5 separate regions of the Mus musculus genome follow, and all the other regions are linked to region 5. A link is a loop called in an ENCODE intact Hi-C map of the cell type or tissue named here. Cell type or tissue: left cerebral cortex. All regions are shown on one strand.

What was found. Peaks named below come from ENCODE experiments on the same cell type or tissue, not always from the same donor. Only the 100,000 strongest peaks of a DNase experiment are listed, where the experiment ranks them.
Region 1: a loop joins it to region 5, with 9 times the contacts of the local background. A loop is called at or near these places in 2 of 42 quality-filtered maps.
Region 2: it touches region 5 in a loop (10-fold over the local background); 7 of 42 quality-filtered maps call a loop at or near these places.
Region 3: it touches region 5 in a loop (12-fold over the local background); 2 of 42 quality-filtered maps call a loop at or near these places.
Region 4: a loop joins it to region 5, with 12 times the contacts of the local background. A loop is called at or near these places in 2 of 42 quality-filtered maps.

The regions. Positions count from the first base shown.
Region 1 is chr16:20,743,738-20,748,737 of GRCm38, reverse strand. Gm22741 (a small nuclear RNA gene) reads right to left here and starts at 3,430; the gene lies at 3,266-3,430. In left cerebral cortex, a CTCF peak has its summit at 2,280; a DNase peak (open chromatin) is centred at 1,870.
Region 2 is chr16:21,179,611-21,184,610 of GRCm38, reverse strand. No RefSeq gene overlaps it. Among named protein-coding and RNA genes, the nearest start is that of Ephb3, 23 kb to the left of the region's middle. In left cerebral cortex, no CTCF peak of the experiment used is centred here; DNase peaks (open chromatin) are centred at 1,388 and 2,255; H3K27ac peaks cover 4,290 bases.
Region 3 is chr16:21,166,533-21,171,532 of GRCm38, reverse strand. No RefSeq gene overlaps it. Among named protein-coding and RNA genes, the nearest start is that of Teddm3, 15 kb to the right of the region's middle. In left cerebral cortex, no CTCF peak of the experiment used is centred here; a DNase peak (open chromatin) is centred at 2,619; H3K27ac peaks cover 1,045 bases.
Region 4 is chr16:20,728,821-20,733,820 of GRCm38, reverse strand. It overlaps Thpo (thrombopoietin), which reads left to right and starts at 3,223. Exons shown (of 6, transcript NM_001173505.1): 1 at 3,223-3,318; 2 at 4,604-4,757; 3 at 4,975-5,000. The coding sequence starts at 4,745. It overlaps Chrd (chordin), which reads right to left and starts at 694. Exons shown (of 23, transcript NM_009893.2): 1 at 526-694; 2 at 187-290. The coding sequence starts at 673. In left cerebral cortex, no CTCF peak of the experiment used is centred here; DNase peaks (open chromatin) are centred at 200, 472, 651 and 1,901; H3K4me3 peaks cover 1,438 bases; H3K27ac peaks cover 2,607 bases.
Region 5 is chr16:20,820,576-20,825,575 of GRCm38, reverse strand. It overlaps the pseudogene Gm9536 and the pseudogene Rps10-ps2. Among named protein-coding and RNA genes, the nearest start is that of Gm22741, 78 kb to the right of the region's middle. In left cerebral cortex, a CTCF peak has its summit at 4,440; DNase peaks (open chromatin) are centred at 196, 1,172, 1,941 and 4,398; H3K27ac peaks cover 2,964 bases.

The sequences.
Region 1 (5,000 bases), 77 kb after region 5:
TACAGAGCTCTCAGCTCTTTCTCCGACGCCATGTCTGCCTGCATGCTGTTACATTTTCTGCTATGACAATAATGGACTAAACCGCTGAAACTGTAAGGCAGGCCCAATTAAACGTTTTCCTTTATAAGAATTGTTGTGGTCATGGTATCTTTTCACAGCAATAGAAATCCTAAGACTTACTTTTATAAGTTGCTTTGGACATGGTATTTTATCACAGCAATAAAGAAGTAACTTATTTAGGATCTGATATCCTCTTTGGCCTCCATGAACACCTGCACACACGTACACATGGAGACACACTATATACATACACGTCAGTAAAAAAAAAAAAAAATTTAAGATTTATTTATTGTTGTATGTAAGTACACTGTACCTGTCTTCAGACACACCAGAAGAGGGCATTAGATCTCATTACGGATGGTTGTGAGCCACCATGTAGTTGCTGGGATTCAAACTCAGGACCTTCAGAAGAGCTGTCAGTGCTCTTAACCACTGAGCCATCTCTCCAGCCCCAGTAAAATGTTTTAAAAATAAAAAGATAGATAGCATATTAGTTGTACAGATAAGTCCCCGTGAGACCCTGGTGGTGTGGCAGCTCCTGCTGACAATGTAAAGTGAGGGTCTATGTGCATCTCAGCTGCTCATAGTATGCAGACCCCAACCTGAAGGAGCCTGTCAGCAGCACAAACTTCCAGAGCTTCAGAACCACCATTTGCTTTCCAACAGCCTCACAGATGGCTAAGATGCACAGTGACATCTTTGAGATATCACAATGCAAACAGTGTGGGCTTAACCGGGTGTGGTGGCGCACGCTTTTAATCCTAGCACTTGGGAGGCAGAGGCAGGCGGATTTCTGAGTTCGAGGCCAGCCTGGTCTACAAAGTGAGTGCCAGGTCAGCCAGGGCTACACAGAGAAACCCTGTCTCGAAAAAGCAAAAAAAAACAAAAAAAAAAAACAAAAAAACAGTGTGGGCTTACACCTTTATCTTCTCAATGCACTGGACCCAGACACCCCTGGGATAGAGTAGCAGGTGGAAACTATGCCCTAGGTATCATTTTGTACATCTTGCATGTAATTATCAGGTCTTTAGATGTGATCATTAAAAACTTTGAGATAGGGGCTGGAGAGATGGCTCAGTGGTTAAGAGCACTGACTGCTCTTTCAGAGGTCCTGAGTTCAATTCCCAGCAATCACATGGTGGCTCACAACCATCTGTAATGGACACCCACCCTCTTCTGGTGTGTCTGAAGACAGCTATAGTATACTCGTATACATAAAATAAATAAATCTTTAAAAAAAAAACTTTGAGATAAATAGTAAAATCCTTTCAGTTCTTCTTCCTGCCTCCTTTCTCTGCAGCTCCCTAGCCTGTCCCTGTTCCAACTCTCCTCTCTTCAGTATAAGGTAGTATAATGTTTCTTTGATGGCCAGAGTAGAAGGCAGAAAAAAAATGAGAGAAGGTCTGTTTGTTTTTTTAAGACAGGGTCTCACTATGCAACTTGCTAGGTAGACCAGGCTGGCCTTGAACTCACAAACATTTCCCTACCTCTGCCTGCAGGGTGCTAAGTTCAAAGATGTTTGTCATCATGCCTGGCAGAAGGTTTGAATTGTAAAGAATAATTTCGTGACTTCCCTCTTATATTCATGTTGGAGAAAGTGGTTTCCCTCAACTTCCTTCAGAGTTGGAACTTCTTGGGGAGTCGGGCCACCATGTTCGAAGGTAGGGCCACCAGCAACAGCCAACTGCAGATGCCATTTCCAGAGTGTTCTTGCTTTGTGTGTGGAGAGTCACAGCCATAGCCACCTGCTCCTGACTCACACGCCTTTCCCCAGCCTTGCTAGACGCATGAGGCCTGCCAGCTGCTGGGCTGGAAGAACAAGTACTTGGCAGGATTTCTTCCCAGTCCTTCCCCTTCTTCCCCCTCCTTTGAGGGCTCCATGCCAGGACCGCCAGACAGTTTCTCTTGCCTTGGCACCTGCTGTCTTCATGTGTGTTCTGCTCATTCCTCTGAACATGTGAGCGTGGGGGTCTCTGTCACCAAACAGACCAAGGACCTCAACAACAGCACAGGACTTCAAAAGAGGAAGAAAAACCCCAGAGTCTCACAGCAAGGCTGCCGCTCAGCCAGTAAGCCTGACTGGCCAAGGTGAGTGGACCAGAAGAAGCTGGATGCCCCACCGCAGTTCATTACAGAGGCTCACAGTGGCTTGGGCCACCTCTGCTGTCCACAGAAAGACAAACAACTGTCAGTACTTGTCAGCAGAGGAGGTGCAACTCCACTTGTGGCCTCTAGTCAATTTGCCAAAAATTAAAAACCGAAAGCCAATTTGCTATGCTCTCTCTGAGACTGTCACATGCAGACTTTTTCCAGCATTTGTGATTTGTTTGTTTGTTTGTTTGTTTTTAACTACTTTAAGATTTGTTTGTTTGTTTGTTTGTTTTTAACTACTTTAAGATTTGTTTGTTTGTTTGTTTATCTCATGTATGTGAGTACACTGTCGCTGTCTTCAGACACACCAGAAGAAGGCGTTGGATCCCATGACAGATGGTTGTGAGCCACCATGTGGTTGCTGGAAGAGCAGACAGTGCTCTTAACCTCTGAGCCATCTCTCCAGCCCCAGCATTCATGTTTTGTGCCTGGCCAGGTATTCGACAGCTACTTCACAAGTGAGGACCAAGAGGCTGTTGGGACAGGGACTGAGAAAGTGAGTCAGACAACTAAATGTTTTAATTGAAACTTTAAATAGGCATTGATTTAAAAAATAATAATGTTTAAGCTTTAGTAGTAGTAGTAGTAGACTACATGTATGTGCTTATATGTGTGTGTGTGAAAGTGCTTATGTGTGTATGTCTGTGTATGTTTGTGTGTGTGTGTATGTATATACGTGTGTTTGTGCTTGTGTGTGCTTGTGTGTATGTACTTGTGTGTGTGAACTTGTGTGTGTATGTGTATGTGTGTGTGTGCACATGTGGAGAGGAGCCACAATGAAAACCCAGAGGGCAATCTTGTGAGTCAGTTCTCTCCTTCCACCGTGTGGATCATGGCAAGTGTCTTTACCCACTGAGACATCTTGGTGGCCCCAAAACACAGTGGTTGTGGTTTTGGTTTTTGGTTTTTTGGTTTAGTTTTTTTTTTTTTTTTGGACAGCTGGTATTGTGGTTTGGAGTAACACGTGAATTTTTCTTTCTTACATTTTTGTGTTTATAGTTATTTTATAGCTTTTATAATTGTTATAGTATTATAGTTATTCACAATGATTTATAAAGGAGAGGGTATGAATGCAGTCCTCACTACCACAAATTGTGCAGTCAAGTTTCTCTCATTGGGGAAGCCCCAGTATTTAGCACATCCAGAGGGCAAGGGATGAGCTTTGCGCCCTGGGAGAACCACCTCCATGATCATGGTGACACAGATGCATACATAGTGAGCTACTCTTATGACGAGGAGCAGCAACCCTGGTGCCTGTTTTGTACGTGAAAACATCAGAGGCAAACCGGTGTGTGGGGACTCCATTCTCAGAGAACTCTGATCATGATATATATATATATGTGTGTGTGTGTGTGTGTGTGTGTGTGTGTGTGTGTGTGTGTATCATACTATGTGCCTAATAGATCTCCCTTTTGTCACCTGTAACACTGCTGCCAGCAGCCCATACTCAGTCTGTGTATTCCACATGTATCTTCCTTCATATATGGTCTCCAAGTTGTTCTCTAGTGGCCTCCAGCTGTCAGGCTGAGACGTGTCTTCCAACCCTCAGACACATACTTCCATTCTGTGATTATAAGACTTCTTTTCCTTCCTGCCTCTGTCCTTGTGTCACCTGCTTCTGTGTTCTTGTTCTGTTTTATTCAGACAGGGTCACATTAGCCCAGACTGTCCTGAACCCACTGTACACAAGGACAGCCTCAAGTGACTGATCCTCTGTACCATACCCTCAGGACTGGTTTGCCTCTGTTTTTCTACTTTCCATTATTTTTATAAAAGTCTAAGGAGCAAGATGCCATCAGTTGTTTCAAAACATTTTTTTTTCTTTTGGTTTTTCAAGACAGGGTTTCTCTGTATAGCCCTGGCTGTCCTGGAACTCACTCTGTAGACCAGGTTGGCCTCGAACTCAGAAATCTGCCTGCCTCTGCCTCCCAAGTGCTGGGATTAAAGGAATGTGCCACCATTGCCCAGCTCAAAACATTTTTACAACATACCAACCCATCTTTGGAGTGCAGACTTTGCTAATGGCTGAGTGTCTGTCTTCAAAGTAGAGAGGTCGACCAGGATTCCTCCCTCCCAGGAGGCCCCTGGATCCCCATGTCTACCCACCCCTATGTTGATTGACATTTTCAGACATCCATAGCTACAGTTTGAAAATGGCCCTTCTTAGTTACTGCCATAAATGATTCATAGGCAACTTGGCCACAGCCCCACCATTAACAAAGTCCTAGAACAGTGGCTGTCTGTGGCCTGATATGCCAAAATCTGGATTCTGCATATTAAAAGTATGTAAAGAATATCACTAGGAGATCAGATGGAACATGGCAAAGTGGAACTATATGTGAATTTTCTCTTTGAAAAGCAAGGGTTATCAAAATCACCTCATCTGTCCAACAGCCTGTGTGTTCCCTGCCTTTGTGCTGGAGAATCTCGGGAGTTCAGTCAAACCCTTAAGAGTGTGGAAGGCCTTCCTGGCCCTAGCTTAGAGGCCATATAATGTTGTACTAGTGAGTGTTCAAAGACATTGTGACACTGCCCAAGAAAATCACCTTCCATGGTTTTTGTTGTTTTGGGTTTCTTGTTCTTTTGTTTGGGTTTGGTTTGTTGTTGTTGTTTTGTTATTGTTGTTGTTGTTGTTGTTGCTTTTAGTTTTGTTCCCTGATGCTGTTAGTGGCTTAAAGGGGCATGCATGGGGTGCCCTCTTGAGGTCTCTGGATGCCAGGAATTTGAAGAGACCACACACAGGACTGGATTTCTTAGGTCATCATCCCACTTCCCTAGGGACTGAGGGA
Region 2 (5,000 bases), 360 kb before region 5:
GAGGGCTGCCCAGTTGGAGTTAAGAGTAGCCCAGGTGGAATACAGTAAATAGTAAGTAATAACTCGGGGTTATCAATAGGAAAGTACATTCTACAGCATGGAGGGTAGGCAGCTGCCCAGCTATTGTGCTGTTTAGGACTTATTGTAAATATAAAGGCTGGGAATGTGTCTTTCATTCAGGAACTCGATAACCAAGGCAGGGTAGAAGCCCTGGGCTGGAATTTTAAATATTTTCCACAACAGAGTACCAACATGCTTGGACTTAAGCTCTGTACCAGGCTAACTTTGAACTCAGAGATCTCCTTGCCTCTGTCTCCTGGGATTAAAGGCATGTACCAACATGCCTGGGCCTAAGTGTTTCATGGCCATTATGCCTGAACATCCTATGTCTTCCAGCTCCAAGATCTGGATCAAGGTGTGCCCTCCATTTTCTAGACTGTTGTTCATTTCAGATTAAACGTCCAAATAAAAGCAACAACCAAACAGTAATGATGCCTAGATATTACTATTCCTTGACCAACAACAAAATCAAACAATAAGCTTAGCTGGGTAGGATCTTGCTGAATGACCCAAGGTCACTGATCTCTTAATCTTTTTATCTCCTTGATCATAGGATTCAGCTCCATTCTACCTCCTGGTGCCCCTCTAATATTTGAACTATAGATTTTGTACTTTTCCTTTCAAAGCTTGCAAAGCTTGATCAAAACACTCTTCATGAGACTAAGCCAGAGAACAAAGTCTGTGCTGGGCTTTTTGAAGACTTCTTTTGTCAATGCAATTAATATAAATCCCTTTACCTTAGCAACAAGCAGACTCTTCAGACAAGGGTAAAAAGCAGCCACATTCTTCACCAAAACACCACACAAACTGTCTCTAGGCCACAAAATGAAATTCTTCTCCACTGAAACCTCTTGGGCCAGGTCTGCACAATTCAAATCACTCTCAGTAACAAAGTCTTCCATATTCTTACTAGGATGTCCCATTTAGCCTCACTTAAAACATTCCACTGCTTTCCAAAATCCCAAAGTCCACATTCCTCCAAACAAAAGCATGGTTAGGCCTATCACAGCAATACTCTACTTCTGGTACCAACTTTTGTTTTAGTTAGGGTTTTTATTGCTATGAAGAGAGACCATGACCAAAGAAACTCTTATAAAGGACAACAGTTAGTTGGGGCTAACATATAGGTTCAGAGGTTCAGTCAATTAACATCAAGGCAGAAAGCATGGCAGCATCCAGGCAGGCATGGCACTGGAGTCAGAGCTGAGAGTTCTACGTCTTGTTCTAAAGGTAATCAGGAGAAGACTGTCTTCCAGGCAGCTAGGAGGAGAGTCTCAAAGCCCATCCTCACAGCGACATACTTCCTCCAACAAGGCCACACCACCACACTCTGCCTCCCAAATGCTGGGATTAAAGGCATATGCCAACACTGCCCAGCTGCTCTCTATCTAAATTTTAAATAAACTTTGAAACTGCTAGAAGTTGGGCTAGATAGATGGCTCAGTGGTTAAGAATTATTGCTGCTTTTGCAGAGCACCCAGGACCCACATTAGGTGGCTCATGACCACCTGTAATTCCAGATCCAGGGTATCCAGACCCTCTTCTGGACACATATGCACATAACTGAATATAAAATAAATCTGTAAAAATTATTTCGAAATTGCTGAGATTAAATGTAAAGTTATAACAGTTGCCAAAAGATGGTATTTAATGCAAAGTAGACTATATAAAATTCAGTCACATATGAAAAGCCCCACTCACTGGATTCTATCATCCACAGGTTCAGATCAAACATATTTGTAGAAGGCTAGAGAGATGGCTCATTGGTTAAGAGCACTCACTGCTCTTCCATAGGGCCTTCATCATGACTTATGGTTATAAGTCTGTAACTCTAGTTCTAAGGGATCTGACAACCCCTACTGGACTTCTTGGGCACCAGGCACCCACATGGCAGATATACATATAAACAAGCAGGATACTCATACACATGAAATAAAAATAAATCTTTAAAAAATTGTTATGGAAATAAAAATTATGTCAATACTGAACCGACACATACTGTTTTTCTTGTCAAATCATACAGCACAACAATTTTTGAGGTATCATTGGCATTAGGTATCACAAGGAATCTGGTTTGATCTAAAACATATGGGAGAGACTGGGGGAGAGCCCAGGAAGAGAGAGAACTTTACTGTTAGTGGGAGGATGTGTGTAGGTTGCATGCAAATGCTGTATATCATTTTATAAAAGGGAATTTGCATTTAAGGATCTGCTGACTGTTGGCAGCTGGGTTCTTGGAACTGCTCCCCTGTAACTGCTGAAGGACAACTGCACTGTGGTAGGACCCAGATCCATCTGTAGCCAGCTAGTTAACTCAGTTACTCTTTAACCTCCAGTCGAGATGTAAGTTAAACTGTTGCTACCTTTTCTTCTACTGTACAACTCCAGGGCCTTCAGAATTATAGAAAAAAAGCAACTGCACACTGAGTTGTAACCTCAGCTTCCTTCCTTTCTTCCTTCTTTCCTCCCTCCCTTTCTCTCTAAATATCTATCTTTCTTTCTCAATCTCTTGTAGCCCAGGCTGGCCTCATACTTGCTATGTAGCTAAGAATGACCTTGAATCTCTGTACTCCATCTGTGGAGAGCTAGATACAGGTATTGGCCAGCATACTAAGTTTGTGCAATGCTGGGGATCAAGCCCAAGGCTTTGCTTGTGTTGGCCAAGCACTCTACCAACAGCCCTATCCCATTCCCCACTCTTGTCTCCTCCTGTGCAATCTTATATCACTTATATCACTTCCTTTAAGCCCTTCCTTTCTGATGCTTTGTACTTTTTAAGAAGTGCAGTCCAGGCACAGCTCATATGTTTTGCTGTTTTATATTTTCAGTACCATCCATTTTTAAAATATTGTCTCTGGTGATTTATTTTCTGACCCACAATTTACTTAGAAATAGCTCATTTATTTTCAAATATTTCAGGTTTTCTAGCTGTCTCATTGTTAAGATCCATCTTAGTTAATTTTGTATCCTGGTGTTAAGGTACTGACCACAGTAACTTATGAAGAGAGAGAGAGGGAGATCTGGAAATGATTAGAATCCTTTGAAACTTCAAAGGCCACCCTCAGTGACACACTTCCTTCATCAAGGCCACACCTCTCAATTCTTCACAAAGGATCTTTCCATAGGAGACAAAGTGTTCAAGCATAAGAACCTATAGGGGCCATTCTCACTGAAATTACCACATTGTCTCCCCAGTTTCCATAGGGATATGGCTATAACATGGCTCAAAATGCAGTTAGTAAAAGTTGAAATGACTTCACAATCTCAACATGGTTTAAAAGCCCAAGTCTCTTCTGAGACTCAAGACAATCTCTTACCTGTAACCTCTGTAAAAATCAAAAGCAAAACCCCAAATTATATATTTCCAGCATGCAATGGTGCAGAACATACATCACCATTCCAAAAGTGAGGAAAGAAGGCTAAGTGAAAAAAATACTTGACCAAAACTAGACCAATACTCTGTGAGACAATAGCTGTAATCCAAATCCTATGTCTCTGTATCTGGTGTCAGAGAGCTTAGGTAGCTCTGACTTTCCAACTTTGGCACCTGCAACACACTGCTCTCTCTTGGGCTAGCTCCATTTTCTCTATGAAGCTATCCTTTGTAGCTTGTCATGGCTCTGGTATTTTCAAAATCTTGGGATCCTGATGCAAACCAGGCTTCCCCTTCATGGCTTCACATGGTGACCTCTCAGAGATTCCCCCATCGAATATTTGGCCTCAGCAATTCTCCTTAATCATGAAAGAAGATTCCACAAACTCCTTCACTCACATATCCTTCATGAGTCATGTCTTGGAAGCTTTCTTCTGTGACTTTTAGGATCAGAACATTTTGCAGACCTATCCTGAAGTAAGAATTTCCAGTTTTTTTTTGGAGACTCCATTGTGTCATGAGATGGGTTTTCTGGAAACTGCCTTGTGAGGGGATGTTTTGCTGAGAACAGACACATGGTATTTTTCTGGAAGCTGTCTAGTGAAAGGGCATGTGATGTTTGGAAAGAGTGTAAGTGTAACCCAACAGACAGTGGATCATGCTCAGGCATTGGTTCGCCTTGTTTTTATAGTTGATCTTTGCTCGTCATGACTTCTGTGGTGGTTTGAATACGTTTGGCCCAGGAAGTGGCACTATTTGGAGGTGTGACCTTGTTGGAGGAAGTATGTTGCTGTGGGCATGGCTTTGAGACCCTCCTCCTAACCACGTGGGAGCCAGTATTCTAGCAGTCTTCAGACAAAGATGTAGAACTCTCAGCTCCTCCTGCACCATGCCTGCCTGGATGCTGCCATGCGCCCACCTTGATGATAATGGACTGTACCTCTGAACCTGAAAGCCAGCCCCAATCCAATGTTGCCCTTATAAGAGTTGTCTTGATCATGATGTCTGTTCATTGTAGTAAAATCCTAACTAAGATAACCTTATAGAAAGAAACTTCTGGCGGTGTTCTGGCTGCTTCTTGCCACTTGAGCAGACTCAAGCTGATTGGCAGAGTCTTGTGGTATCTTCTGGACAGAGCCACTGCTGCTCATTCGTGTTTGGTGTTTTGCAAGTAGACTGGACTGCTGACAACAAAGATTGGAATTGCCGCAAAGAATTTGTCTTAGTTAGGGTTTTACTGCTGTGAAGAGACAGCATGACCAAGACAACTCTTTTTTTGGGGGGTGTGGGGTGGGTTCAAGACAGGGTTTCTCTGTATAGCCCTGGGGCTGTCCTGGAACTCACTTTGTAGACCAGGCTGGCCTTGAACTCAGAAATCCGCCTGCCTCTGCTTCCCAAGTGCTGGGATTAAAGGCATGTGCCACCATGCCTGGCTGACCAAGGCAACTCTTATAAGGACAACATTTACCTGGGGCTGGCTTATAGGTTCAGAGGTTCAGTCCATTATCATCAAGGTGGGAGCATGGCAGCATCCAGGCAGGCATGGTTCAGAAGGAGTTGAGAGTTC
Region 3 (5,000 bases), 350 kb before region 5:
ATTCCACATGCTGCTTCCACAGAGCCTTGCACTTTCCTCTGGATCAAGCTGCTGTTACTGATTCATGTTTGGAGTTTGCCAATTGAACTGGACTTCCACTATCAATTTGTGTTTGATGTTTTGGACTGGACTGCTGATATTCTGACAATAAAGATTGGAATCACCCCCAAAGAACTATTCCTTTATTTTAAAAAATTATATTTTAATTATCCTTAATCTTTTTTTACAGTCCAGCCATTATCTCCCTCTTGTTCTGCCCTCTGACATTTCCTCATCCCGTTCCTCCTCCCTGTGGCGAGGAAGATGCCCCCCACCTCCACCCACCCCACCAGACCTCCCCATTCCCTGGGACCTCAAGTTTCTCAAAGGTTAGGTGTGTCTTCTCTTACTGAGGCCAGCTCAGGCAGTCCTCTGCTGTATATGTGTGTGTTTGGGGTAGGGGTGGTGGTGGCTCTTATCAGCTAGTGTATGCTGCCTGGTTGGTGGCTCAGTGTCTGAGAGATCTCAGGGGTCCAAGTTAGTTGAAACTGCTGGTCTTCCTATGGGGTTGCCCTCCTCCTCAGCTTCTTCCAGGCTTTTTCTAATTCAACCACAGGGGTCCCCAAGAACTACTTCTAAACAGGTCCACAACCCCTGTTTCCTAGTAACCTTTCTTTTCCCCTACCTTTGGTCAGTGAGCTAGAAGGGAGGTTGAAGTGTTGAGGAACCCTTATTAAAGTAGTTTTGAAAAATCTAAGCCTACAAGAATTCCAGAGGTTCTTCATGTCTCATGACAGTGTGCACTTGGCTTTTATTATTAAATAAAAATTTAATTTTATTTAGTTGCTTTGATATGTTGGTGGGTATGTGTGTTTGTAGATTACAAAATACATAAATGCTTTATCCATATGATGCTACGTATATGCATATGATCTCAGGACTGAACATTATCAACATGGCTGCCTAAAGAAGACCTGAAGAACACCAATGGACATATTAACAGGGAACTGGGAAAGCTCCTTGGGCCTCAACCCTAGACAAAGAGCTATAGGTAGCTGGGGTATGCTGACACTGGAAGAAATGGTCTTCCCACAGGAAGAGCCCCACAGTTGTTTATCCAATACCAAGGAGGCAGCATTGTCTTTATGGCTCCATAGAGTTTCAGACAACATGCCATTCACTATTTTATTTCTCAGTTTGGGAGGATGTCCCTGGAGGATCTATCTGGTAATTCTTCAGTGTCTTGAACCCTACCACCTGTTTGGTATGGCCCTTTAGTTCCTCCCCTTGACATCTTCCTCTACAGGGACACCATGCACTTCCCAATGTACTTCCTGATGCACTTCCCAGTGTATTTCTTGATGCACTTCCTAATGCACTTTCCATGCACTTCCTGATTCACTTCCCAATATACTTCCCAATGCACTACTAGATGCACTACCCGATATATTTTCTATTGCACTTCCTAATGCACTTCCCAGTACTGCAATAGGGCACTTTCTTCCTGGCGGTGCCCCTGCCTTGGCGGGGCTCCTCTTACCTTGGTTCAACCCTCACTCAAGTCTGCAGCATCCTGCTCCTCCTCAATCCCTCCACTCCCACAGCCTGGTTCTGGTGAACATTGCCATGCATCCCCCTTCCCTCAGCCTCTGCATCCTCCAGGCCTACATTCTCTCTCTCTTCTCATCCACCTCCCTCCCAGGCCCACCTCCCACCCCCTCTCCCCCTCCCTTTTCAACTTCCTCAATTCACACTTGCCCCCCAAATTACAGTCTTTCTGTGGGAAAGGATGCTATGGGTCGTCCCCTGCTCTGTGTGTGTGTGTGTGTGTGTTCCATGGTGGGCCTGGGAAGGTGAATGGTCTCTGTGTCCAGCTAGGAGAAGCCAAAGGCCTGAGTATGCAGCAAGGCTTACCCAGAGGTCTAACATCCTGAGAAAGTACAGCCACAATGCCTATCCCAACCCAACTTGACAAATCTGACCCTGTGATCTCTTGGTGGCAGCTTATGAGGCAAGGAGTAGGCACTACTAGGTCTGTAAGCCTGAGGGGGCTCCTTTGGGACTAGATAGTGGGTCCCCTCCCTACAACATTGATGGGGCTCTCTTATATGGAGATCTGATATGCAGGATACACTGAACCAGACAGTGAGTCCCCCTTCCCGCAGCAGTGACAGGGCTGTCCTTTCAGAGAGTTGATATGCATTTGAGACATACCTTCAGTCACCCTCCATTCTGGGAGATGAAAGCAGTTAAGAGTTTTACAGTGGCTTTCCAGCAGGCCTGGCTGGGCAGTGGGGGAGGCCCTAATGCATTTACAGAAGAAATGTGATCAGAAGAGCTCTTGACAAAATGCAATGCTACAGAGGTTGTGTGTGTCAATATGAAGCTACACACTGGCCCCAAACTTTTCATACAGACAGCTATCCTTCACGGTGAAGAGTGAGAAAATGGCAGAATTCAAAGTCAGAGTCAACGTGGATGAGTACTACAGGCTGTCTTGGCCGGGACAGCGTGTGCTGTTAGGAACATTCTGAAGACTCTTAAATTATACGTGCGAACTTAAGGGTGAGAGGAATAGAATATAAATATGTATACATGGGATGATCACAGACATGTGAAATAAGAATAGGAGCGTGGAAGGAAGGAAACGCAGAGTGGGAGGCTTTTCTTTAGGAAAAAAAAAAGTGTTATGAGATAATTCGGAGATATATTAAGGCCGGTGGAACAATCCGCCTTCCAGGCAGCACTGAACAGCAGAATCCCCACAGCTAAGGCTCCGGGGACCCTCCTTCCCCCAACCTTCTCTACGCCCCATAGTGAGGATTTCTAAACCCTATAGAATGGGTATTACTTGGTATAATACTGGGTTATTGTTTTTTGGTTTTGAGATACAAATCTCAACTTCCTTCTGACCTTGAACTTGCTATGTAGCTAATGATGCCTTAAATTTCTGTTCCTCTGCCTGTACCTCCCCAGTGTTGGGGTTAAAGGCTCCCACCACCACACCCAGCTAGAATGCAGTTTTATTTCTTGTTGATTTTTTTTTTTTCCTTTTTTTAGTCAAATCCTCACCATATATCTCTGGCTGGTCTGGAACTCACAGCAATCCTCTTGCTTCTGTTGAGAGTTTGGGGGCATCAGCCTCTGGGCTAGAGAAGAGTTTTAGTATCAACTATGAGAATGCCCCTACTGCACACACATGGTAAATTATGGGTAGCATTTCTAGGCTTGTTGTTGAGCCAACATGATGCTTTGGGGTTCACTCGTGTTGTTAAACCTAGCTCTGTTCATTCAGGAAATAAGCTAATATTTATAAAGAAGCCTAACTGGGACACGATGCTACTCATTCTTATTTTATTGCTTTTTTTTTCCTAAATTTTATTTATTTTCTGTGGGAGGTGCATAAGTGTGCCAAGGCATGTGTGTGGAGGTCAGAGGAAGTTAGCTCTCTCCCTCCAACATGTAGGCTCCAGACTTGGTAGCAAATGGCTCCACCCTCGAGCTGCCCTGCCAATCCTGCTTAATGCTGATCATAATAAGCAAAATTTATTTTGTTGTGGAGTAGTATAATATTGTCTGTTGACTATATTTAACACACCAGGCATGGTGGCATGTGCCTGAGATCCCATCTCTCAGGAGGATGAAGAATCTAAGGCCAACCTCAACTACACAGTGAACCTGTCTCACAAAAAAGCAAAAATCAAACCAGAGACCTGCCACTCTGTACCTCGTATTGATGAACCTCAGCGCATTCCCATTTGTCCTTATTATAAACCAGGTTCCTGGGACATCTGGTTGGCATCACCTTGTGTGCATGTTGTTTGTACAGGATGCTCAGCAGGGTTGTGCTGCGGAATTGCAAGGCATGCCTGGCTTCTGTGTTTCAGGTTGCTGCCCGGCCTTTTTCTAAAGCGGCTTCTAAACTGTATCAGCAGCTTTTGGCATGATCAACTTTCTGCAGTTCAATGATGTGGACAGTTGCTTCTCTATGGCATCAGTCTGTGTTTCTCTAATGACTACAGTTTAGAGGTTAAGCATTTTTTTCCATTTGCATTTTGAGTCTGTTGCCTTTTTTCCCTGTCTTTCTGTCCATTGTTGCAATTTTCCCATTGATATTTAAGAAAGCATCTTTATTTCCATGTGTTCAGTTTTGTTTTGTTTTGTTTTGTTTTAAGGTCTGCTTTGTTACCCAGGTTGGTCTTGAACCCTTTCCTTCTCATGGTCCTCTTGCCTCATCTTTCCAAGCATACTCATGCCATGCCTCACCAGGCCCACCAAGGCTTACTTTTTACCCCCTCTCTGAACAATACAGTAACCACCTACTGGCAGCCCAGAACACCACCTGCAAGTATTCACATATCTCTCTGAACAAAGGGAAATGTTTCTTCTCCCCTTGACCACAACAACCATTGGACTTCTTTTTAGCCTCTCATGTAGCAGAGGTAACAGGCTAGCACTACCAGGCCCAGCCCAAAGCTTTTTTTGTTTTTTGGGTTTTTTTGTTTGTTTGTTTTTAGGTTTTTTTTTTTTTTTTTTGAAACAAGGTTTCTCTGTGTAGCCCTGGCTGTCCTGGAACTCACTTTGTAGACCAGGCTGGCCTCGAACTCACAGAAATGCAGCTGCCTCTGCCTTTTGAGTGCTGGGATTAAAGTTATGTGCCACCACTGCCTGGCAGCTAATTTTTAATAATGTAAGTAGGTAGCCCGTTAGAAAACAATGAAAGATATAAGACACAAATAATAGTAGAAAATAGAAAAACAGTATAATAGCAGATTCAAAAAGAAAGAAAAATAATTATAAGACATTATTACATAAGACTCCATGGCAGCCTACTTGAACATCTAGAGAAAATTATCTCTAAAAAAATACAATTAACTACAATAAAAAGGAGAATTTAAGTAGACCGGTTGGAATAGCAGAAACTGGAAAAGTCAAAATAATCCAGGGGACAGTCTCATGTAGCCCAGGCTAGCCTCAAACTCTGTGCAGCTGAGAAGTAACCCAGGAGACAGCCTCATGTA
Region 4 (5,000 bases), 92 kb after region 5:
GGGGGGAAGTTGGCTAAAAGCCAGTCACATTGTGGGCGATCAATAACTGTCAACACCGCAGACTTGAAAGCGGTTTCCTCCGATTTGCGGACCAGCCTTCCCCTGAGCATCTCCGAGTCTACTACTTAGGACACCAGCGTTCCGCTACCCTCTAGAGTAGGGCAGGCAGCTGCGTTATCCACTCACCGCTTCACAGGCGCACAGCACGCAGCGCATCACCCCAAAAGGCTCCCCCAGGTCCGGGTGCCACGTCTCGTCCAAGGCATAGACCTTCCCGCCGAAGGAGCAGCCTGCGGGGACGGGCTTGGCTGGCGGCCGCTGTCCGGTTGCTCGTGCCGTAATGCCTGCTCCGGGCTCTGCCCGCCAGGCCCATGGTCCCTTGGCACCGTGCACCTCGCCGCCTCTGCTTTCCCCTCCCACCCTCCCGCTGCGCGAAGCCACCTGCGCCCGGGGCCCTCTCCCTGTGGATGTAGACTTGCCAGGAGTCAGACTCCCCTCCCGCACCTCCCCCTGGAGCCCACCTACCTGCCGCTCCCCGGACAGGCAGCGGCTCCTTCTCGGAACGGATGGGCAGTGCTGGGGGCTCAGGGCCAGTGCCACTGGCCGGCCGCGAGCCGAGCAGCAGCAGCCCGAGGAGCAGCCGCGGGGCCGGCGGGGCCGGGAGGCTCGGCATGACGCGGAGCAGACAGCTGGGGAGGCGGGCGGGAGGAGGGAGCAGGAGAGGGAGTAGGGCCGGACCGGAGGCGGGCCGGCAGGAGGGGGCCGGGGCCAGGAGGGGGGCAGTGGCGAGGGGCTCGTCTCACAGTCGCCTGGTCGGCTCCCGGCCGGGCGGGGCGGGAGAGAGCGGGCGGAGGGGCGCTGACCCGGGCCGTACTCCACTTTAGTGCCCTAGGCGCCGGCTCTGGCCCGTTTTATGCCCGCGCCAGGCGTCCGGGCCCGGGGCCTCCTCTTCAGCAAACGGGGCGCGGCGGCGGCTCCACAAGGAGCCCGGCTGAGCCCGGGGGGTCCGGCCCAGCAGCAGCGGCCGGATCGCGAGTGGGGGAGGGGGACAGGCTGGGACCCGGCAGGGGAGGAGGGAGGGACTGGAGGAGGGGGGAGCGGAGTGGGTAGGGGGAAGGGAGGAACTAGGGGGCGCAAAGAGGGAGAGGAGAGGCGGGCCTCGACACCCCCACACACGCTCCTTGCGACCACCCCTGGAGGTGGTGTCCACCCCAAGACCAGAGGCTCAGGCTAGTGAAGGGCAGAGGCTGAGCCTCGGGCCTGTGGCACTCTTGAACGAGATGGGCCGCTGGAGGATGAGGACTTGTCTTTGAAAATGACACCGATCCACCCCTACCTAGGACCCACAGCACCCCCTTCCTTTCACTCTGGCTGTATTCCTATTTCCCTTCTAAGGTCTCTCCTCTTTCTTCACTTCCCAGGGACAGGAACCTAGCCTGTGCTTCCCAGAATCAAGCAGTGCTTCCCTGAGTGGAGTCATAATTCACCAGCACCCCAACCTGCTCTCAAGTCCATCCAACTACCACCTCTGGCTCTCTCATGCTTTTCCTTCATCCAAGAGATGACCCTCTTCCTCTCCAGCTCAGTCCCCACCTCCTTTGTCCTGCTTTTCTAGACAAGCCTCCCCATCCTACACACACACACACACACACACACACACACACACACACACACACACGCGCGCGCGCGCGCGCGCGCGCGCGCACCGTTCTTCCCACTATCCCAGCACTAGGCTTCCTAATCTTAGAAGGCATCTCTTATTCAACTGGAGAATTCCGGGATCCAGGCCATACGCCTCAGTAGATAGCCCATCCTCTCTGAGGCGCAGAGAAAGCCTGAGGAAGACAAGGGAGAGAGGACAGGGTCAGGCCACAAGGTCCCTGAGGACAGAGACTGTGGGGAGACAGGGACTGGGGAGAAAGCACAGGAGCTAGAGCCAGGGCCAAAGGAAGAGAGGAGCCAGCAAAGAGGTATTTGTGGGGGAGGCTCGGCAGCTGTCCTTCCTAAGACAGGGACAGATGGGCCTGGTTATTTCTCTTGTCACATGTATAGTGGTAGGACTAGAAGAGGATCATTGAGCAATCAAGGGCAGGCTTGCCCACAGAGCTGAGGGGGTTTAGCGCTCCAGGTCCCTGTACCCCTAGTAGAAAGACTGAGCCCAGTCAATCTGTCTGTCTGTCTGTTTGTCTGTCTGTCTGTCTGTTTTAAATAAGATCTCATTATGCAGCCCTGGCTCACTAGGTAGACCAGGCTAGCCTTAAACTCTCTGAGATCCACCTACCTCTGCCTCCCAAGTGCTGAGAATCAAGACATGCTCTGGGCTCAATCTTTTGGAACTCACTCTGTAGACCAGGCTGGCCTCGTACTCAGAAATCCACCTGCCTCTGCCTCCCAAGCGCTAGAATTAAAGGAGTGTGCCACCACTGCCCAGCTCTGGGCTCTTTTTTTTTTTTTTTGTTTTTGTTTTTTTTTATTTATTTATTTTTATTATATGTAAGTACACTGTAGCTGTCTTCAGACACTCCAGGAGAGTCAGATCTCGATGGTTGTGAGCCACCATGTGGTTGCTGGTATTTGAACTTCGGAAGAGCAGACGGGTGCTCTTACCCACTGAGCCATCTCACCAGCCCCTCTGGGCTCAATCTTAACCAAACACATATCCCTTTACTTCCCGGGTCCCACATATTGTCCATACTGTCTTTCTGATAACGTGATCATTTTCTAATATAGGCAATACCTACTTTGCCAGTTGGAAAGGGGAAATGCCAGGAAAGACACTCCTCTGGAGCAGGGGAATATAGAAGGAAAAGCAAGCAAGCCAGCATGCTGTCAGAATTCAGCAGCAGGTATACTGTTCAGGGAAAAGAAATTTGGAGAGCCAGGAACTGAGACTTCATCCATCTAAAACAAGACCTCTCTTTCCCAGAGAGAACCGTATTCTGCCAGATTTCTCCTGGACTAACCCTCTTCTCTCTCTCACTTAGGTCCCAGGTTCTCATGTCGCCAGGACATGAGACAGTTCCCGCTATACAAATTCTCTCTAGAGTGTGTGTGGGTGGAGGAGCTGGGCTCTATTCATGGACCATGGTCCAGCCATGGGCTCTAGTCCCAGTAGACAGGAAAAGAAGTCGTCATTTCCGGGGGAGCCTTCACCTGGGCTTGGTGGCTCTCTGCTCTCTGATTGGGCGGAAGTGGCCTGGGCAGGCTTGTGACCCTACTACAGAGGAGGGGCTGTACCCCAACCAGTGTCTTCCTACCTACTTGTTCCCCAGAGTGCTGCCTGCTGTGCACCTGGGTCCTGAGGCCCTTCTCCACCCGGTGAGTGGCAAGCACCATTTGGGGTTAAGTGGGGGTATGGTATGAAGAACAAAAAAGAACCGGGCTCTTAGCTGGGGGAGGGGCAAGCAAACTGGAACCTACAGGCACTGACCTTTGTCAAGAAGAGTGGAGCCTTCCCAGAATGGGAGGAGCAGGACAGAGCAGGGAAAGGGGGTTGGGTAGCTGGTTTATGAGGGATTATTCACAGACTCAGAATTCAGCATAGGTCTGGCTGCTTTGGGGCCATGAGAAAATAAGAAAGGGGGTGCGTGCAGGCCTGGAGAACTTTGTCCAGAGGAACGTAATCCTAATTCCCACCCTCATATGGTCATTCTTGTTAGCTTAAGGTTCTGAGTCTGGCACTGGGAAGCTGGGTCAGGTGAGCCAAGGCACGGAAAGAGGGTAACAGGAGGGGGGCGTGTGTCTGTTGACAGACCTACAGGAGATCCCAATATTGAATCAGGTGCAGGTCTCGGCTCAACTTGTGAAAAGAGGAGGGTCCTAATGCCTCTTTGCTCAACTTGTGAAAAGCGAGGGTCCCAGGAAGGGCCTGGAAGGGATCTGGAGGGGGCAGGGAGGCAGATGCAGTTGCCGTAAAAAAACGCTGGCAGTGTCTAAGGTGAAGGAAGCCATGTGAGGCAGATATCATCTTGCTCTGTAAGTGCCACCCAGGTCTCTGGCCTCAGGAAAGAAGTCCTAGTTCTATTACCCACTTTGACTTGAGTACTTGAAAATCCAAAGAAAAGTCCTGGGTTTTATTTGTGGGCCAAAAGGGAAAGAATGTCCAAGTTTCTCTTTTAATTCCTGCCTCTGGTGGTCTGTTATGTCCTTACCCAGTCTGCCTCAGTCCCACTCCCAACACCGTTCCTTAGTGCATGTGTCCATTTGCCTGCCCATTTGCTTTTTCTTCTTGGCCTGGTGACCCATTTTCCACTCTTCTCCAAACTTAACAACACCCCTCTCTATTCCCGTCCCACATTCTCTCCCAGCTAACAACCAATGCTCAGAATTTGAGTCCACTTAAAATGTGTGCGTAACATCTCGCTGCTCTTAGCAGGGCAACAATTGGTAGATGGCACCAAGATCTTATCAGAGTCACTGAAGAGCTGTTACAAGAGGAGGCACTATAATGCTTCAGTCACAAGAAAATATGGGACCAGTTGGAACACAAACAGCTCTGGCCCTAGCTGGCCAGCAGTTCAAGGCCTCCAAGCACCCGTTTCCCGTGCCAGAAAGTCTTTTCCTTGAAACCTGATGAACGATTCACTATTTCTGTCATTTTCAGGACAGAGTCCTTGGCCCACCTCTCTCCCACCCGACTCTGCCGAAAGAAGCACAGAAGCTCAAGCCGCCTCCATGGCCCCAGGAAAGATTCAGGGGAGAGGCCCCATACAGGGAGCCACTTCAGTTAGACACCCTGGCCAGAATGGAGCTGACTGGTAAGGCTACATGAAGGGCTAGGGACAAGTTCAAGAATGGCTTGGCCGCAGGGCAGGTGGGCAGAGGGCTGGGAACCCCAGTCTCCCCTAGAAAAGGGGTCTGTCTGGACAGCAGACCCCTGGATTTCAGGTCTGGCCCAAATGGGGATCCCTGAGTCACCACCTGAGAATAAGTTTCTCCTTATCCACCCTTCACCGTCACCTCTCCTCATCCAAGATTTGCTCCTGGCGGCCATGCTTCTT
Region 5 (5,000 bases):
ATAACAATGTATACTTTCACCAGTAGCCTGTTGCGATATGTCTGTTTATCTTCTCTCTGAATACCTAGTAGCGCCTCCGCTCCACTGCTGGTATGAGATGGTGTCTCCTGGAGTTTAAATAGTCATTCCCTTGATTATTAGTGCAGCTGCTGTTCCCTTTGATCTATCTTTCTCTGTCATGGTTTCCAGTGCTGTCCTAGCATCCTATTGGGAAGAGTTCTGTATCCAAGTGCAGGTGCTCACCTGCCAGTCTTCTGAGTGATGAACACATTCATTCTTTATCTTGAATCTTGTCTCCATTTCTGTCTGGCATCCCTTTCAATGGGAATCGCCTAAGTGAAGCAGGTAAAATGTTACCCTCTACTTATGTGATTTTTTTTTATAACCTATTTAAAAAATCTTTTGGGGCTGGCAAGATGGTCCATTAGTTAAGAGCACTTGTTGCTCTTGAAGAGGACCTGGGCTCAATTCTCAGCACCCACATGGTGACTCACAACCATCCACAACTCCAGTTCCAGTGGACCTGCAGGCACCAAGCATGTATGCAGTGCATATACATATATTCGGCAAAATATGCACACATAATGTAAAATGAATAAATCTCAAAAAGAAGAAAAAGAATTTTTTTCTGCCCAAACATAATAAAGACCTCTCTCTATCATCTTTTTAAAACTTTAAAGATTAACTTTTAAGATATTTCTTTGGGGATAAGAAGATTAAAAACCTAATGTTATGTTTTTCTACATTTCACTTTCCCAAGTATTACTTTTAAGAAACATTTATTTATATCGCATGTGAGTGCATGTATGTGCATGTTGTGTGTACATGTGCATGAGTGTCTGAGCACTCTGTGTGTGAGTGTGCATGCACATGTGTGTGTGTGTGTGTGTGTGAGAGAGAGAGAGAGAGAGAGAGAGAGAGAGAGAGAGAGAGAGAGATTGTATAGTCATGCATGTGGAAGCTTCCCAACTTGATTCCTGCCTTCCCAGGAGTGTGTCGCAGGTATTAAAATCAGGTCATCCGGCTTGGCATCAAACACTGCCGCTTACTGAGTCATCCCCACAGCCCTGCTCTGCTTAGCTCTCGAAGTAATTTCTTCCTCCTGTGATTTGAGATCCCAGCTGCTGTGTATCTCTCTTCCATATGTGCGTGGGTCTCACGCAGGGTTCTGTGTTCTGTTTTGCCACCCCACTCTCTTGTTTCCATTCCCCCACCGTTCCACTGAGTCCCTTCAGCCTGGAGATTAAGTCTTCTCCACCCCACTGCCTTGTGTTCTTTTCCAAAATTATCTGGTTGCTGATCTGCTTTGTGAATTTTAAGATCAGCTTGTCAAGTTCCATCCCAAAGGGAACTTCATTGAGATCTGGGTAGAATTTTAATTGGGTTTGCAGATTACTTGGTAGGGGCATCAGCAGGAAGTTGAGTCTTCTGACCCATGAATCTTAATTGGATTACATACTGCTTGCTTGCCAGGAGTTTGCAGGACGCAGAGTCTTCTGATCCATGAACATGTTTCTTCATTTATTTTTGGTCTTTTTAATTTTTTTCACAAGGCTTTGTCATTTCCTCCACTAAAAAGTTCCATGCCTTGGACCAGTGAGATGGCTCAGTGGGTAAAACCGCCTGCCATCAAGTATGACAACCTGCGTTCTCTCTCCCTCTGTGCACACACTCTTTGTCTCATTCTCTTCCCCTCCCCTCTGCCCTCCTCCCCATGATGACTTCCCTGGTCTTGGAGGGACCAGTGTACCATCCAAGAGCTGCTTTCAAATAAACCTGCAATTATATATACTTTAATCTGGCTTGAATTGGCTCATTTCACCAATGCAGAATAACTTATCGCCCTTTCCAATTATTTTTTAAATGTTTATTGTAAAACTGTTGAAAAAAAAATCACACAAAGTTAACCAGACCCAAAGTTAGAGCAGCCCTTTGGCATGAGCACTGTGAAGCTTCACATTGGATTTTATACTTTCACTGGCAAATATATAATTTTGCAAGTTCTACTACCAACACCAAAACTCTGTGACAGAGTTAGCACTGAAAACAGCAATTAGCTTATCTCCTCTTGTGCCTATTGCCTGCACTCAGTTCTTCCTTGGTCCCCTATTTTAACCCTTTCTGTTATTCTGCAACCACATGTACATATGTTCACATGTGTGCATGTGCTAGTAACAGATTCTACATATGAGGGAGGACATGTATTGTGGGGCTTTGGAGGGACGGCATTTGTGGTTTAATAATAAAGGCATGAAGACATCTATATATAATAGGTTAGCTCTCTGGCACCAGAGAAATGAGCCAATTCAAAGGCAGTTTTATTGGGGTGCAAGTTCACTGGCCCCAAGGATTGAGGCCAGGGGAGTAGCCATGGGGAGAGAAGAGGGTGGAGAGAAAGAAAGGGCACACATGCAGAGAGAGAACAGAAGGAGGAGAGGGAGACAGAGAGAGGGAAAGAGAGGACAGCAAGAGGGAGAGGGAGGGAGAGGAAGGAAGAGAGAGAGAGAGAGCACAAAACTTCTGAATTATATAGGGAAGAGCCTCTGGGCTGCAAAGTTCAGGACTGGGAGCAGGGTATTCCAAGGTAGAGTCTGAGGGATGCTGGGAGAACCTGGAGGCCAGGTCTGCTTTGATATGTAAAATATGCACCTCAATATAGTCTAAGGCTGTTGGCTTTTTTTTTCCCCCTGAGGCAGTCTCTCAGCTAGCTTCTAACTTAACCAACTTCTCTGCCTTTGCTTTCCTCCACATGGCTCCCACTGTTCTACCTCTCAGTTCCTCCTGTACCATGCCTGCCCGGACACTGCCTTGCTTCCCGCCCTGACAATAATGGACTGAACCTCTGAACCTGTAAGCCAGCCCCAATTAAATGTTGTCCTTTTAAGATTTGCCTTGGGCCTTTCCAGCCTCCGCCTCGGACCCTGCAGCCGCCGCGATGTTGATGCCTAAGAAGAATCGGATTGCCATCTACGAACTCCTTTTTAAGGAGGGCGTGATGGTCGCCAAAAAGGATGTCCACATGCCTAAGCACCCGGAGCTGGCAGACAAAAATGTGCCCAACCTTCATGTAATGAAGGCCATGCAGTCTCTCAAGTCTCGAGGCTACGTGAAGGAACAGTTTGCTTGGAGACATTTCTACTGGTACCTTACGAACGAGGGCATCCAGTATCTCCGAGACTACCTGCACCTACCCCCGGAGATCGTGCCCGCCACCCTGCGTCGCAGCCGTCCCGAGACCGGCAGGCCTCGGCCCAAAGGTCCAGAGGGTGAGCGACCTGCAAGATTCACAAGAGGGGAGGCTGACAGAGACACCTACAGAAGGAGCGCCGTGCCCCCTGGAGCCGACAAGAAAGCTGAGGCTGGGGCTGGCTGGGCCACTGAGTTCCAGTTTAGAGGCGGCTTTGGTCATGGACGTGGTCAGCCACCTCAGTGAAGTTGGAGTTTATGTTGTATTGAATAAACTTTAAAGAAAAAAAAAAAAAAAAAAGAGTTGCCTTGGTCATGGTGTCTCTTCACAGCAGTCAAACCCTAACTAAGACACACAGCTTACTCATTCTGAGCCGATCAACAGCAGGACTAAGCCCATTCCATATTTAGTATTGTCTTTTGGCCTCTTCCATGGCAGCTTGCTTTTTGACATGATAATTTCAGAGATACCTCTTTAGGGGCAGAAAGTGACAGCATTTACATATCCCTGGCTCTGCCAGAGGATCAATTAACAACTGAAAATACAGGGACACCTCAACATAACCATTTAACACAGTATGTGTGGGTAAGCCACCCTAACAAACATGCGGGGGGGGGGGGGGGGTCTTTTCTTCTAAGATTGTGTGAACTCCCTTAACATACATTTTTTAGATTTTTTTTATTGATTCTTTGTCATTTTCACGTCATGCACCCCAATTCCACTCATCACCCTGTGTCCCTCCATAGATGCCCTCTGACCTTGCAACCTCTCCCACCTAAAGAAAACAAACAAAACAAAATACAAACAAAAACATTTCACTGTGGAAGCTGTGGTGTGTCACACAGTGATATCCTTTTGTTCAAGATATTTTGGGTTTTTTTTTTTTTCTGAAAACAATCTTTATTTAAATAAGGACCTAAATACATTACATAACATTAAAACTGGAGGGGAAAAGAAAACCAAAAGATCAGTTTGTTCTTTCGCATGGCACTGGGCAGCAGCTCGTGTTGAATTGAAGCCTCTACAGCTAGCCACTCGACTAATGGCACCAGCTTGGCATTTGACCCCTTATCATAAGTTTAACTGATGCCAGGCTGGCCTCACCCTTCATATTTCAACATCCCCTGGCTAGGACAGATCTGCTTAAAAAGACCACCCTGGTGGTGAGCTAGATACCCACTGCTTCTCTGGAAAGGTGGCCCTTTCTGAATTCTGCTTGATCAGACAGCAGGGCTTCTTTTTACAGCCAGAGACTCCCTCTAGTGACAGACACAGCTGGGGCAGTGTTACCCATACTCTTGGTCACTTGGGCTATTCAAATGGTGGCATTGTCCTAGGGCAGGGGACTCTGTAGAGTGAGCCCCAAGGAACCTCTGGTCAGACAGAGCCTCCTGTGGTCTTGGGGATCTTGGCTTGGCTGAAACCTTGTTATTGCTTTGTTCCAGGGTGGACACTGCCAGGGCTTACTGCTCAACCTGTTTAAATGAGAGACTTCAAGACTACACAGCATGGCCCTTTTCAGATTATTGCATGAAGGAGTTACACTAGTCCAAGTTAAAAGTGGACCCCAAGTGATTACATTATATAAACTAGGAGGTTTTTAAATTTGTGACAAGGAACAGAAGGGAAATTCTACTCACTGCAAAGAAACCCTCACTTAAGCTTCAGAGAGCCACAAGCACTTAAAGCCCATGAACCATCAGCTGATCGTCCTTAGCCAGTCCAGTCTCTATCAGGAACTGGCATATGTTCTTGGGCTGGTCACCCTGTAGCTGAATTACGTCTTCATATTCTGGGTGCTCAACTACAGTAC